Linked DNA regions of Homo sapiens: region 2 is linked to region 1. Evidence: chromatin contacts called from ENCODE Hi-C data. All regions are on one chromosome and are shown on one strand. The core of a region is the stretch at or near the end of the contact, and the rest is flanking DNA. Distances in the headings are between cores, read along the strand shown.

What was found. Hi-C counts contacts between places; a loop is a spot of excess contacts on that map. Pooled maps may share reads with other maps.
Region 2: a loop to region 1 is called in a pooled map, with 5 times the contacts of the local background. The contact joins two enhancer-like sites. A Hi-C loop is called at or near these places in 1 of 168 maps with a recorded cell type or tissue (ovary), 2 of 37 single-sample maps with no recorded cell type and 7 of 50 pooled maps.

The regions. Positions count from the first base shown.
Region 1 is chr2:7,565,306-7,571,928 of GRCh38, forward strand. No RefSeq gene overlaps it. Among named protein-coding and RNA genes, the nearest start is that of LINC01871, 160 kb to the right of the region's middle. Within about 2 kb of position 2,511, at least 4 of the 41 ENCODE cell types and tissues checked have a DNase peak (open chromatin) inside an H3K27ac peak, as active enhancers do.
Region 2 is chr2:8,296,783-8,303,405 of GRCh38, forward strand. It overlaps LINC00299 (long intergenic non-protein coding RNA 299), which reads right to left. Exons shown (of 9, transcript NR_034135.1): 3 at 2,894-3,011; 4 at 58-161. Among named protein-coding and RNA genes, the nearest start is that of LINC00299, 28 kb to the right of the region's middle. RefSeq lists enhancers at 3,888-4,444, 5,550-5,609. Within about 2 kb of position 5,374, at least 17 of the 41 ENCODE cell types and tissues checked have a DNase peak (open chromatin) inside an H3K27ac peak, as active enhancers do.

The DNA.
Region 1 (6,623 bases), core at 1,261-3,760:
AGGCTATTTAATTCCTTGTAAATCATGATTTTGTAGCAGCTGGTATCACCTTGCATAAGCTTTCATTGGATTTATGAAATAATGTCTTGTCTTACTCAGCATGAACTGCTGTGACAAACATCACAGACTAGATGGCTTCAAGAACATTTACCTCTCCTAGTTCTGGAGGCTAGAAGTCTGGAGTCAGGGTGCCAGCCTTGTTGGGTTCTGGTGAGGCTTCATCTGGTTTATAGAAGGCCACCTTCTTGCTGTGTCCTCACTTGGCAGAGAGCTCATCTCTTTTGTGTTTCTTTTTGAGGGCACTAATCTCATTCATGAGGACTGCAACCTCAGGGTCTGATCACCACTCTCAGGCCCCACCTCCTAAGACCATCACGTTAGGGATTAAGGCTTCAACCTATGAATTTTGAGGGGATACTGACTTTCAGTCGGTAGCATGTCTCTTTTGCAGAACATCCAAAGATTATTGATTATACGGGATCATACCTGGAAGGCAACATGCTGAACATAAACTCAGTAATTTACTAATGTAATCTGTATCTCTGCCCATGTCTGCTCTTTATTAATTTTCAGTGACTCAGCTGTGTGTATTTGATGTCTTAGCTCGTGTCAAAGAACGATGTATTTCAAAAGTCTTTCTCTTAAAAATGATTTGTTAAAAAGGAGAAATATTTCTGATGTTGAGCCTTTTCTTCACTTCTGGCTTCAGAGCAGTGAGATGTCCTCTTTTGGTGGCTCTATTAACAATTAACCTTCACATAAATGGCAGCCAACCTTCCCTTTGACACTGTAATTGTTCCATAATTCTGGCTTGAAAAAGACTATTTCATGATCGGCAGCAAACATTTGTTAAACCTCCATTAAGCACCAGGTTGAGAAACAATAAAAATGTACAATTCAGAGCCTACTCTGGGGAAGAACATGCTGGAGCCTTGGAGGCAGAGCAGCCTGGGTGCCAAAGGGAGAAGTCAGGTGAGGCCTCAGGGCCAGGAGAAATTTCACCCCTTTCAAAAATAGGCTCCAGAAGGGCTTCCTGGAAAGCACAGAGGGAAGAAACAGCACCAAGAATGGTGGATGGAGGAGACAGGACTGGAACGTGACGGGAAGGTAAAAAGAAAGTGGGAAAAGAGAAGAAAAAGGACACTTTTCGAGCATCTGCTACATGATGTTAGGATTTACATTTTTTTCCTAATGCAATCTTTAAAGCAAGTCTTATGAAGTGGGCATCATCATGCCCATTCTAAAGACAGAGACATTGAGGCTGATCACTTACTCAATGCCTCACGGCTAGTAAGTGTCCAAGCTATGAGTTCCTGTTCTCTTTGCCTTTCAAGCCGTGGCTTTTGCAATGTGTAATTTTTCTGATCTTTGACCTCTTAAACCACATTACCTACATATCCCTTACAACCTCCCTTGACTGTTGTAAGCCTAAAATGAGAAGTGAGTGTGTGTAACCTCTCAGCTGCAGAGTCTCCACACTGGGCACTCCTTTCTGCCCTTGCACATGCTCTTCCCTCTGCGTGAAAATGGCCACACTGCCCAAGGTAATTTATAGATTCAATGCCATCCCCATCAAGCTACCAATTGGAAAAAACTACTTTAAAGTTCATATGGAACCAAAAAAGAGCCCACATTGCCAAGTCAATCCTAAGCCGAAAGAACAAAGCTGGAGGCATCACGCTACCTGACTTCAAACTATACTACAAGGCTACAGTAACCAAAACAGCACGGTACTGGTACCAAAACAGAGATATAGACCAATGGAACAGGACAGAGCCCTCAGAAATAACACCACACATCTACAACCATCTGATCTTTGACAAACCTGACAAAAACAAGAAATGGGGAAAGGATTCCCTATTTAATAAATGGTGCTGGGAAAACTGGCTAGCCATATGTAGAAAGCTGAAACTGGATCCCTTCCTTGCACCTTATACAAAAATTAATCCAAGATGGACTAAAGACTTAAATCTTCCCTCTGCTTAGAATGCTCCTGTACCTGTTGGCAGTACATGCCAGTTCATGCAGGCTGCAGACACTCTCAGCAACAACATTTGCACGGAAGGGAAAGGACTCTTTGAAAGTTATATGCCATCTTAGATACATTCCTGGCTGTTATCATAGAACGAGTTAAAGCATATCAGTATTTGTAACTCAGCAATACATGCTTTTGTATACTTTGAATGAGAATTTACCATATCTTTTTAAAAGAATCCAATATACATTCTGATTTATCATCTGCCATTGCCCGTTTGTCTTATCTCCCTTTCTGAAATATCCTTTCAAGATGGAAAGTACAGCTGATTACAGAAGGTGTGTTTATAACTTGGTGACAGAGAAAGGAAAGTCAGGCGAGCACTATTGAATCAGATAGTTGGGGGTTTTATTGTGTTCTCTGAGCTACTTTTAATAAACTTTCTTGATACTCAGTAAAAGGATGTGGTCTCCATCAAAAGCTCTTTTCGGTAACCAAATCAACAAGAGGAGAAAAACACACCTACACAGTCCCAGGTGCAGCTGAACTGTGGAGAACTTTGTGAGGGTGCAGGGTGCCTCTGCTCCCACCAGCTCTGAGGGGCTCCCTGGGACCGGCAGCTCACATCTCACACAAAGTCACAGGTGTGTGGCAGCAGCGAGCTTCTTTCAGCTACAAGTTCAGAGGAAAGAGAGTGCACTGCCCTGTGCTCTCCCAACTTAGAATTGCAGCTGTCTTCCAGCTAACACTTTTCTATGCCCACCTCAATCTCAAAGCACTGGCCAAAGTCCAAGTATACTGAGCAGCCCCGAATTCATCTGCCAAATGCCCATCCATCCTCTTAGCCAGTCAAGCATTTGTAGGGACAGGGGTGTAGAGAGGAGGCTGGTTTGGAAAATGAGGCATCGGCTTGGGGTGATGGAGGAGAAGCACATATGACTCTTGCCCAAGGATGGGCAGGACCTCCTTTGCTTGGGGCCATTCCCCGCATTCTCTCATTGAGGTTAAAGAGAAGACACATGTCCTCCTGCCAGAGTCCCATGTTCAATAAATAAAACATGGCTGAGAGACAGGGTGTGGCTCCTGGGAGACTGCTGCTCATTTCTCTTTAGAAAACCCCCCACTGCCGACAACTTTTCTTTCTGTCTCGGAATTCTTCATGCATGTTTTGATGCATCTTTAATTCTATACATGTTATAGTCAAGGTACTTTGGTAGACCCCATGACATGTCAAAATATTGTTTGTCTTTGTCTTAAAGTTGTTATACCTCAGTTTCTTTACCATATAAGAGTGAGCATTTATCTTTATTTATTTTAAGGAGTTATTCAAAGTTATTACATAGATGAAAAGTCAGACAAGCAGGGAGCATGTCTGTTTGGTTGGCCTCTGCTTCATCAGTTCCTAGCTCAGTGCTATGCAAGAAAATACACAACTAATAGATAACTATTCTCTGGTCTGTAGTAGCAGTGATTTAAAAAACAACAGAAAAAGGCTACTCTAGTGTGAAGTGTCAACTCTAATACATTCATTGGCACACTCTGGGTGCTTTCACATATATGACTTCCTTTAGGCTTCATGGTCACTCTGAGAAGTAGGTCTTATGATAGTCGTTTGACAGAGAAATGGGGACTAAGAGAGTTTAAGTGACTCCACAAAAGGCTCAACATTTGTGTTGCAGCCAGAGTTTCAACCCAGACCCTTAAATCTAAGCCCGATGCTGTTCCACCAAGCCATCGTTCTCTTCCAATAGTGAGAAATATACTCTAGCCGGCAGGGTGCGGTGGCTCACGCCTGTAATCCCAGCACTTTGGGAGGTCGAAGCGGGGGGATCATCTGAGGTCGGGAGTTTGAGAACAGCCTGACCAACGTGGAGAAACCCCATGCCTACTGAAAATACAAAATTAGCCAGGCGTGGTGGCACGTGCCTGTAATCTCAGCTACTTGGGAGGCTGAGGCAGGAGAATTGTTTGAACCTGGGAGGCAGAAGTCATGGTGAGCCGAGATTGCACCATTGCACTCCAGCCTGGGCAACAAGAGCAAAACTCCATCTCAAAAAAAGAAAAAAAAAAAAAGAAATATACACTAGTCCACAGGAGGTAAGCACTGCTGGGCTATTCTCTTCACTCTCAGCCAACATGCCTAGTGGAATTCCACTGAGCTGGGGCCTGGCCAATTTGTCCCACACGTATGAGTGATGTTGCCATGCTGGGGGCTATACCTACATTGTTTCATTCTTCTTCAGAATAACTCTTCAAGGTGCCATCACAGCTGGGGCCATCAAAGCTGAACTGCAGGGAAGATCGGCCATGTCCCAGCATCACCCAGCTTTGCCTCCAAAGCTGCTCTCTGAATCACTGTGCTCCCCACACAGCCGCTAACATGTCAGTTGATTTTCAGGCATTGTACCAAAGAGCAGGGGCTTCTCAAGCTTTCCAAGGCCCTGGGGAGGCACTCCCAAACCAGATTTATGCATATAACAATGTAGTGCTCATGGGCCAATAATACCATCACTTCTACAGCACTCATTACATGTTGGCTGTCATTCTGAGTGCTGTAATGCATTCTAGCACATGTGTTCTTTTTCTTTTTTTAATTGAACCATGTTAGTGAATCTCTAGAATTATCACTTTTTGTCATCAAAACATGAGCCATATCACAAGTAAACATTACTTTGTTCTGTATTTTATAATCAGCTCTTATATGGCCAGCATGTGACCAAATGGATAAACAAGGTGATGCCCACGATGATCTCACAGCTTGGAAAGTAGCAGAGTACACTGGTGAGCAACCGGACACCTCATGTACACTGTACCAAGTGCTCTATAAATGTTCCTTCAGTTAGGGGCACCCTGAGATGGAAGGACCCACTGGCCTGGTCTTTTCAAAAGGGATGCATGTAACACTGTTTTGCCATTGATAGGTGCCCTAGGTAGAGAAATTTACCAGTGGGGATTTCAGAATAAAGCAGACAGGTGTCCAAGATGAGTGAGGAGCTCCAAGAGACTGAGCAGGTCACAGATGTTGACAACTGGCAGGACTCTATGTTCGTAGAGGAGATTTGAGCTAGATCAAAAAGGATCCAAATGTCATGCTACAATAGAGCTTTGAATCCAACAAAAACATTTACCCAGTTTCTTTTGAGTGGATAATGTGCTCTCTGGAGGCGAGGGGCAGCCTCCAAATCAATTTAGCAGAGAAGAATTGACGCACAGAGTTTCATCATCACAGCAGGGCAGGCAGCAGCAAGAAGGTTGGACTAGAAAGGAGTTTTACACATTTCTTGTAGCAGCCAAAAGTAAAACTTCCTTTTTCAATGTCTTAAAACTACATTATTTGTATCTTTTTTCTTGGTTTATAAAACATTATAAACATTTTGTAAGAACAGAGAGTAAGGCCAGGCGCAATGGCTCAGGCTTGTAATTCCAGCACTTTGGGAGGCTGAGGCGGGCAGATCATGAGGTCAGGAGTTCGAGACCAGCCTGACTAACATGGTGAAACACCGTCTCTACTAAAAATACAAAAATTAGCCAGCTGTGGTGGCACGTGCCTATAGTCTCAGCTACTTAGGAGGCTGAGGCAGAAGAATTACTTGAACCTGGGAGGCGGAGGTTGCAGTGAGCCCAGATCACACCATTGCACTCCAGCCTGGGTGACAGAGTAAGACTCCCTCTCAAAAAACAAAAAAAGAGATTAAAATAGTGAGTGTCTAGGTACCACTCCCAACTTTATCAACTTCCAATCTGTGCCATGTTATGTTTGCTGCAGATGACTTTGGGGGAAGTTATTATACAGCTGGTGTGGCCCCTGCGTACTGCATGAAATCCTTCTCTCCTGATTCTCCCATGAAGATAATCATTAGCATGCATTTGGTGTTCTTACTCCTACCCAAGTGTTTAAAATCATTTCTAGTTATCGCGATAAAATTTTAAACCATTTTTAGATTTGAAAACTTTTTATAAATGATATCACATTGCATACATATTTTTTTCCACTATCTTTTTTCTAAAGCAACATGTTTTTGACATTTTGGTGTTGATTCATACAGTGCTACTTTGTTCATTTTAAACGTTGACTAGTATTGTTCACAATTTTTTATTCATCTGTTGAAGGGTGCTGTTTATTTTGGTGGAGGAAGGGGGTTGGCAAGGAAAAATGCAACTGTGTGGAACTTGATGTCAAAATCAAGGAACCAGAAGATGCAAAGTATATGTTATAGTGTCCATGAAACCAAGGCATTGGCTGGGTTTAGTGTCAGCTTCCATGGGTCATCTCTCCAATCCTGTGATCTGTTGCTTAAATTTATTTTCACAAAATTGTACCAAGCAGTTGCCTGAAATACTCACAGAGATCAGGAAAATAGTACTTTCACTGAAGAATTTTGCAAAGTTGCTAGTAGGGCTTTAAATTCTATGAGGGTATTAGGCTTACATGGTGGCATATCTGTTTGTTTGGTGAGTATTTGTGACTAAGTTTCTGTAGCTCTATGCCGATATATCTCTGTTATTTCTGTCTAAATTATTTTTCAGGATTATCTTCAACAATAAGTGTCCATTGCTGCATTTGATGAGCAACAGAGGGTGGAAAACACTGATTGTATCAGTGTTGAATACATTATTTTCAACTTTCCTGTAATCTCTGCCCTGGTGT
Region 2 (6,623 bases), core at 4,124-6,623, 730 kb after region 1:
AAAGAAACCTCTTTAAGGAAGGAAGGCAGAGTTGGGCAGAGAGAGAAGACAACTCACCATAAGGTTACAGGGGAGACCTCAGCCTTCTCCAAGCATCTCTGAAGCTGTGATGGGCCTTCAGATTTATTCCAAGCTGAGACGAGGGCCAGGCCTTCATATTCCTGTGTCAACCAGTAATTGAACATGGGCCTCCTCAAGGAGATGCCTTAACCCTGAATGAGTTCCCTACTGCTGAGAGCAATTCCCAGTGAGAGAGGTGAGCCACCCCTGACTGCTGTCTATCACAGCTGAGCAATGGATGTGTTGGCCCTGAAGAAAGATCTGGGGAAAGCATCAGAGATTTGGTCGTGAACTCCTCTACAGTTCACTCTGCTTTAAATTCACTTGCTTCTTCTAGGAAGTGTGCCGCATCAGGGAACAGCTGTCCCAGGATTTTGGTTGAACTGGTTACCTGGGAAATTTACAAGGGAAGATTAGTAGAATAAATTTCAACCCCCATTGCTGCAGTTGATCTCAAGGCTATAACCAATATTCATCATTGTCCTCCTCCACCCTTGGTTGGAGATTCCCCCCATCCTCAATTCGCACCTCTGCTGGTCTACGTAGCTTGCCTAGTGAGGCAGTCCAGACCATCATCTCTGAAGGGTCTGCACCTCTAGTTATCATTCCCTTTGCAAGCTATGACATCTGCACTTGGCCACTTGTAGTTAAAACTGAGCATGGGAGCACCAAGAGACACCCCGGTGCATCCTCTGAGCAACAATCAATTCTGCCCTGGCCCTGTGCATCCTCAGCCCCACTTCCCCTGGCCAGCTGTGCCCACCAGGATGATATCTCCCTTCCTTTATGGCTGATCCTTGTCATGAAGACTCTAAGTGACAAAGTGGCTGGTGTAAATTAAAGTTCGTTGGGACTTTTGCTGTGTCCTCCTGCAGAGGCATCCTTGCTCTGCAAGCCAGGATCTCTACACCCACAGAACCTCATATGTCAGAGAAAGAAAGCACACATTCCCTAAGTAGGTCACTGGGGGTGTTGCTAAGTACGGCTGCTCCTACTACTATTCTTTTCTTTGGTTCCAACCTATTTGGGACACAGCAGCATTGACATAGTATGTGCACTGTCCTGGAGGACAGTGGCCCATCCTCATAGGATATCATCTCTAATCTGGGCCCTTAACTATTTACAGAAGGCTCATCCACCTCTCTGTCAAGCTGGTAGCTTCTGGGTGACGTCATATGCGATGGGGAAACTGGAACCCATGGTTATGTGCCTACTGCTGAATTTCCATTGCGATAAAATGGGTTTCTTGACCTAAAGCACTGTTAGGTGGAACCCTGTGTTGGTGGATGGTGATGCTGGCGTAGGCCCTGCAGGCAGGAAAGATAAACTTATGCCAAGACTATCTGATGACCCAGGTCTAGAGGAGTCTCTATCCCCTGCATGGGAGAAAAGGTCCACAGAGCCAACTTGCTACCAAATAGTTGATTAGTCTCTTTAAAAGACTAATATGGGGGCTTGGTGTTGCTAGTCTCTGCTGCCAACAGATTAGACATTCAGCAGCAGCAGCATGTAGAAGAGCCACGGAGAGTGGGAGCCTGTGCTGATGGGCTCTTGCACAGCCTCATTTCTGCAACTAGGGCATCCATTGTTCCTGCACTGGGTGAGACAATGACAGGCTCACTAATGTCCATCAGCCAAGTCGCCTATGTGGTTGTTTCTGCCCCTTCCACAGTGAGTGCTCTTTGCTGGTGATCACCATGTGATACCCAGATCTTCACACCCTGCACTCACCCTGATAGGTCCATCCACAGGCCCCTGCCCCAGACTTCCTTGTCTCTTGTGTTCCAATCTTTCTCTTTTTCTAACATCCTACTGCCCATGAGCCTTGCCATAAATGTCACAGGGCACATATGCTTACCTCAGGCCACCTCACTTTCCCTACACAGTGGATGACCAGAGGACCTCCCCAGATGGAAGTGCATCAGAAGACTTCCCCTCACTGCTGTCTCCCAGGGCCATCCCTGAGTGTTGCTGCCTGCAATCCATATTAAATGCACATGCGCCAATGAATCAAGCCATCCTGGCCTGAGAGAAGGCGATCAGTGTAAGCAGATGGAGAAAGAGCAGAACAAGAGTGGTGGATGACCTGAGGGCCAAGCAAACCATTTGTGCAACTTCCTTGTTCTCTCTGGCCCTGCTCATGTTCAGTCCTAGATATCCTACTTCCCCTTCTGTTGGGCCCACCCAAGTGTATAAGCAATTGAGTCTGACAGAAACCAGCCCAGCCATGTGGTTACTCAACCTCGCATGATGAAATGCTTCATCTCTATCAGGGCTGAGAAGCACACCAGGAGCCACTTCTCAAATGATGTATTCTTTGGTGCTGATGGCATGGCCTTTCTCCAGAATGCCAGGAGTGCAGTGATTATCCCAGGGCTTGCCATGAGCTCCACATGATGTCCCTTCCATACCTCTGTGATGTATCATACGTGCATGCAGTGCCGTCAAGTTCTGCCACACCACACCATAAATGCCACAGAGTACCATACAGTTGTCCAGGTCGTATGGCACAAATGACAAGGTTACTTTCACCATCATCACCTGGACCTACTGAGAATGCTTTTCTTTCTGGGTCCCAATCAAAGATGACAGCCTTCCACACCACCCAGAAAATGGGTTCAAAATGTGTTCACGAGGGCCAACTATGCTTCCTCCAGAAGCTAAAGAGGCACCTCAGCACTGTGCTACCTCTTTAATGGGAGGAGGTATGAAGTGCAATCTCTCTTTACTTTGGAGGGACTCTCCTGTTAAGTCCCTAAAAACTCCACCAATGTGGAAGGCCTCTAAGTCTTCACAGGGCTGACCTCCCAGCCTCGCTATGCATGTGGCTTACCAAGACCTCCAATCCACTTGCCACTGCTTGCTTATCTGGTCCAATGAGCATGCCACATCGAAGTCGTGGGTAAAAGTGGTAGTCTATGGAATGTCCAGATAGGGCAGGTGACTTCAGACTAAAAAACAACAAAAGTTAGCATGCTTAAAAAATAACTGGATAATTCTAAGCTCCTCAGAGACAACTGAAATTTGCCTCATTTAAAAACTAAAGATGCACTTAAAAATATAAAATCAACAAACTGTATGATTTAGTCTCTACCATTATCAAAATATTATGATTTTATTTATTATATGAGGAGTCTGTTTTAGAAACAAATATGCAAAATAAACCATAAATAAGAATTTTTTTAAGCAACAAAGTGAGAGAGTTCACATGGACCAGGAATGGGACCATAAAAGTATTCTTTGTTTGTTCCAGGTCAATGTGAACTGCTTCTGATCCTCCTTTGTTCAAGGATGAAAAACAACAGTTCACCAAGTCAATAGCTTCCTTAGAGAGGCCAAAGACTCCGTTTAATCTTGTCTAGCAAAAGTTCCATGCTTGGCACAGCCACTGCAGGTGGAGATATGACTTGACTCGCTGTATGGATATTTACTGTCCCCCATCATGGCCCACCAGGTCTGTGTGAGGGGCAGCCACCATGGTGAATTAAATGAGGCTATGGCAAGGGCCACAGCCCCTGCATCCTTTAAGTCTTTGAGGGTAACACTCATGTCTGACATTCCTGCCATCAACGCAAGATGTGGTCATATCTGTGGTTTACGATCTCGTAGGGGAAGAGGCCTACCCCACTACAACATCTTTTATTCTAGGCCAAGGAGCCAACGTGCAGGTTCTGCCAATGAACCTGCCATTCACTCCTATTATACTAGAGAACCAGGGAAATGAAGAATGTGAGCTAGGCTTGAAAAAAGATTCCATTTATTACCTGCCTTCCTGGTCTCCAGTCTAATAGGAGGGCTATGGTAGCATCTTGGGTCTCCAAATATCAATGTTAGCTTAATAGTCCTTGAAAAGCTAAGGCATTCGTCTTTCCCCAGTGTGCATTTGCCTAAATAAATGTCCTAGATACCTTTAGGAGAGAAGTGGGGGAATTATTGCTGAATGCACCTGCTGTAATATGGTACCATCCTTCCTGGGAAGAGCTCTGCTCCTCCTTCAGTCAACAGATTCTGGGGCTGAGAATTAGCTCCATTCAAGAAACTAGGCAAAAGATCCTGACTTTTGTACCTCCTGGTAATCCACACGTGCTTTCTTGTAGAAATTAAGCATTGCCCTTGTTGGGTGCCCATCTATCTCCTTCCTAAAACAATGAGCCTATTGAGAGCTCTCTGCAGGGCAGGAACCCCCTGGGTGCCCCACTGATCTTGCCTCTCATTGTGATCATGGCCTCTGCCTTGCATCCAATGGTGAGCATACCACCTGGCCTTTGTAATCCCAGGATCCTGTCATCCCCGTTGCTACCAGGAGCCAGTTCTGTGATTTCATCATCTGTCATCAGCTCTGGCACATAGAGCACAGCCATTCCTGAGCTCAGTGACTTTGGGGCCACTCTCACCAGTGCATTCCTTTGTACATGGGAAGTCCTCCAGGCCATCTCGTGAAGATAGTCAGCACCATGGATGCTAGCATGTCCACTCCAGCATGGCCACTTCTCTGAGCCATTTGGTCCCTCTCTCCACCATCTGCCTGAGTGTGGGTCACTGCTTTCTCTAGGCTTTTAAGCAACATCTGAGTTGAGTCTTAGCATTCTCTCCAGGGATCTTGACCAAGATGCTTAATCCTGTACCACCTAGATTGCTCCCTCTCAATAAACTCAACCTTATTCGATTTTATATCTACACTCTTTGATCCAATCCCATGAATATATTCCCAGGTCCTCTGCAACATATTAGCTCGACCCCACAGCTCCTTCACCTGATATCCCCTTTTGGCCAAGCCAGCCCAGCTCATCCCCAGTCGGGCTGTGCTGAGATTTGGTTCTTGTTATTCTTTGGTTTTGCCAACAGGAAAGATGAGGGTAGATCCTGATGGGTCAAGCATTGTCTTGTATGATACCTACCTCATTTGAGACCTCTGTATGATCTTCAGAAAAGGAAAGTCTTGCTTTTTTTTTTTTTTTTTTTTGACCGAGTCTCGCTCTGTTGCCCAGGCTGGAGTGCAATGGTGCAATCTGGGCTCACTGCAAGCTCCGCCTCCCAGGTTCAAGCAGTCTACAATCTTCTACATGACATGAGAAATAGGCCATTTCTGCAGGCCCAGGGGACTCAGGGGCATGTAAGTGTTCAGGGTTCCCAACTGTCCAGGGCTCCCACCCTAAGTGTAAGGGTCTCACCTCTTTCCCATTAGAGCCCTGTGTCTGAAGGACTGAGAACTTAACCTACTCAGGGTTCAGACTGGTCCTCCAGCCAACCTGCCTTCCAGCTGCAGATCATCGGGGTTTTCTTAAATGCTGCCAAGGAAGTGCTCTGGCTTTCACAGTTTGCCTGAAACCAGTGATGAGTCATCCTGCGCCTCTGCCTCTCTCTCTTCAACACTCAGTAGCCTCAGCCTCAGCCACCCAAGCCCACAGGCCTTCTGGTTATCATTTCATCAGCCGGCCACCTGCTTCCTCTCCAATTTTTCATTAGGGCCTGCAACTCACAACCACGTCCAGTGTCAGCTGCCTGAAAGTCTTCCTAGAAACAGAGTCTGAGATGGAAATTGCATGCAGAGTGCTGATCAGAGGGTGTTCTCGGGAGATTCTCCTGTAAAGAAGTGAGAAAGGCAGGATGCTGCAGAAGCTGAAGCTGGCTGCAACGAGGCTACACTTGGAGCCACCCCCAGCCAATCCTAAGTGGCGCTCTCGAGCTGGGACGGCCCATCAGAGTTGTCCCAAGTTGAGGCAAGAGGGCCGAGCCTTTGCGTTCCTTCCTCGGTCAGTTTCAGAACCTGGGGGATATGACCTGAAAAGAGGCCATTCCCTGCAGCAGGAGGGGGCATCCAGTGCGGGCTCTGCCATGGCCATCATCAACTGTCACTGCAGCTAGCGGGGAGACCTGGGCAGAGCACCCCAATGGTCACTGCAGCCGAAAGAGGACTGCTTGTCTTTCTGCTCTCACACCCCTTACCTAGGGAAGAGCAGAGAAAGGGTTGCTTGAATGGGAGGAATAGCAAAGAGAACAAAGAAATCCCAATGAGGGGAAACCTCTCAGCGCACCAGCCTCACTGTGTGCTGAGAGGCACCCACTGCCTTCCCTGCACTCCTTAGATCTTGTTCATGGGTGGTTGTTTGTTGTTGTTGTTGTTGTTGTTGTTGTTGCTGTTTTTAATGTAAGAAACAGAATCTTGCTGTGTTGACCAGGCTGGTCTCAAACTCCTGGCCTCAAGCGATCCTCCCCCCTCAGCCTCCCAAAGCACTGTGATTACAGGCGTGAGCCACTGCATCCAGTCTCATTCATCTTTTTGTACCATATTCTCTGTCCCACCACTCAGAAATATCTCAGGTGCTGTACTAGTGCCTTACACATCCTGGACCCTCAGTGCTGTCTCAAACTCCTGGCCTCAAGCAATACTCCCCACTCAGCCTCCCAAAGCACTGTGATTACAGGCGTGAGCCACTGCATCCAGCCTCATTCATCTTTTTGTACCACATTCTCTGCCCCACCACTCAAAAATATCTCAGGTGCTGTGCTAGTGCCTTACACATCCTGGACCCTCAATGCATAGCATGGTAGCACCAAAAGGT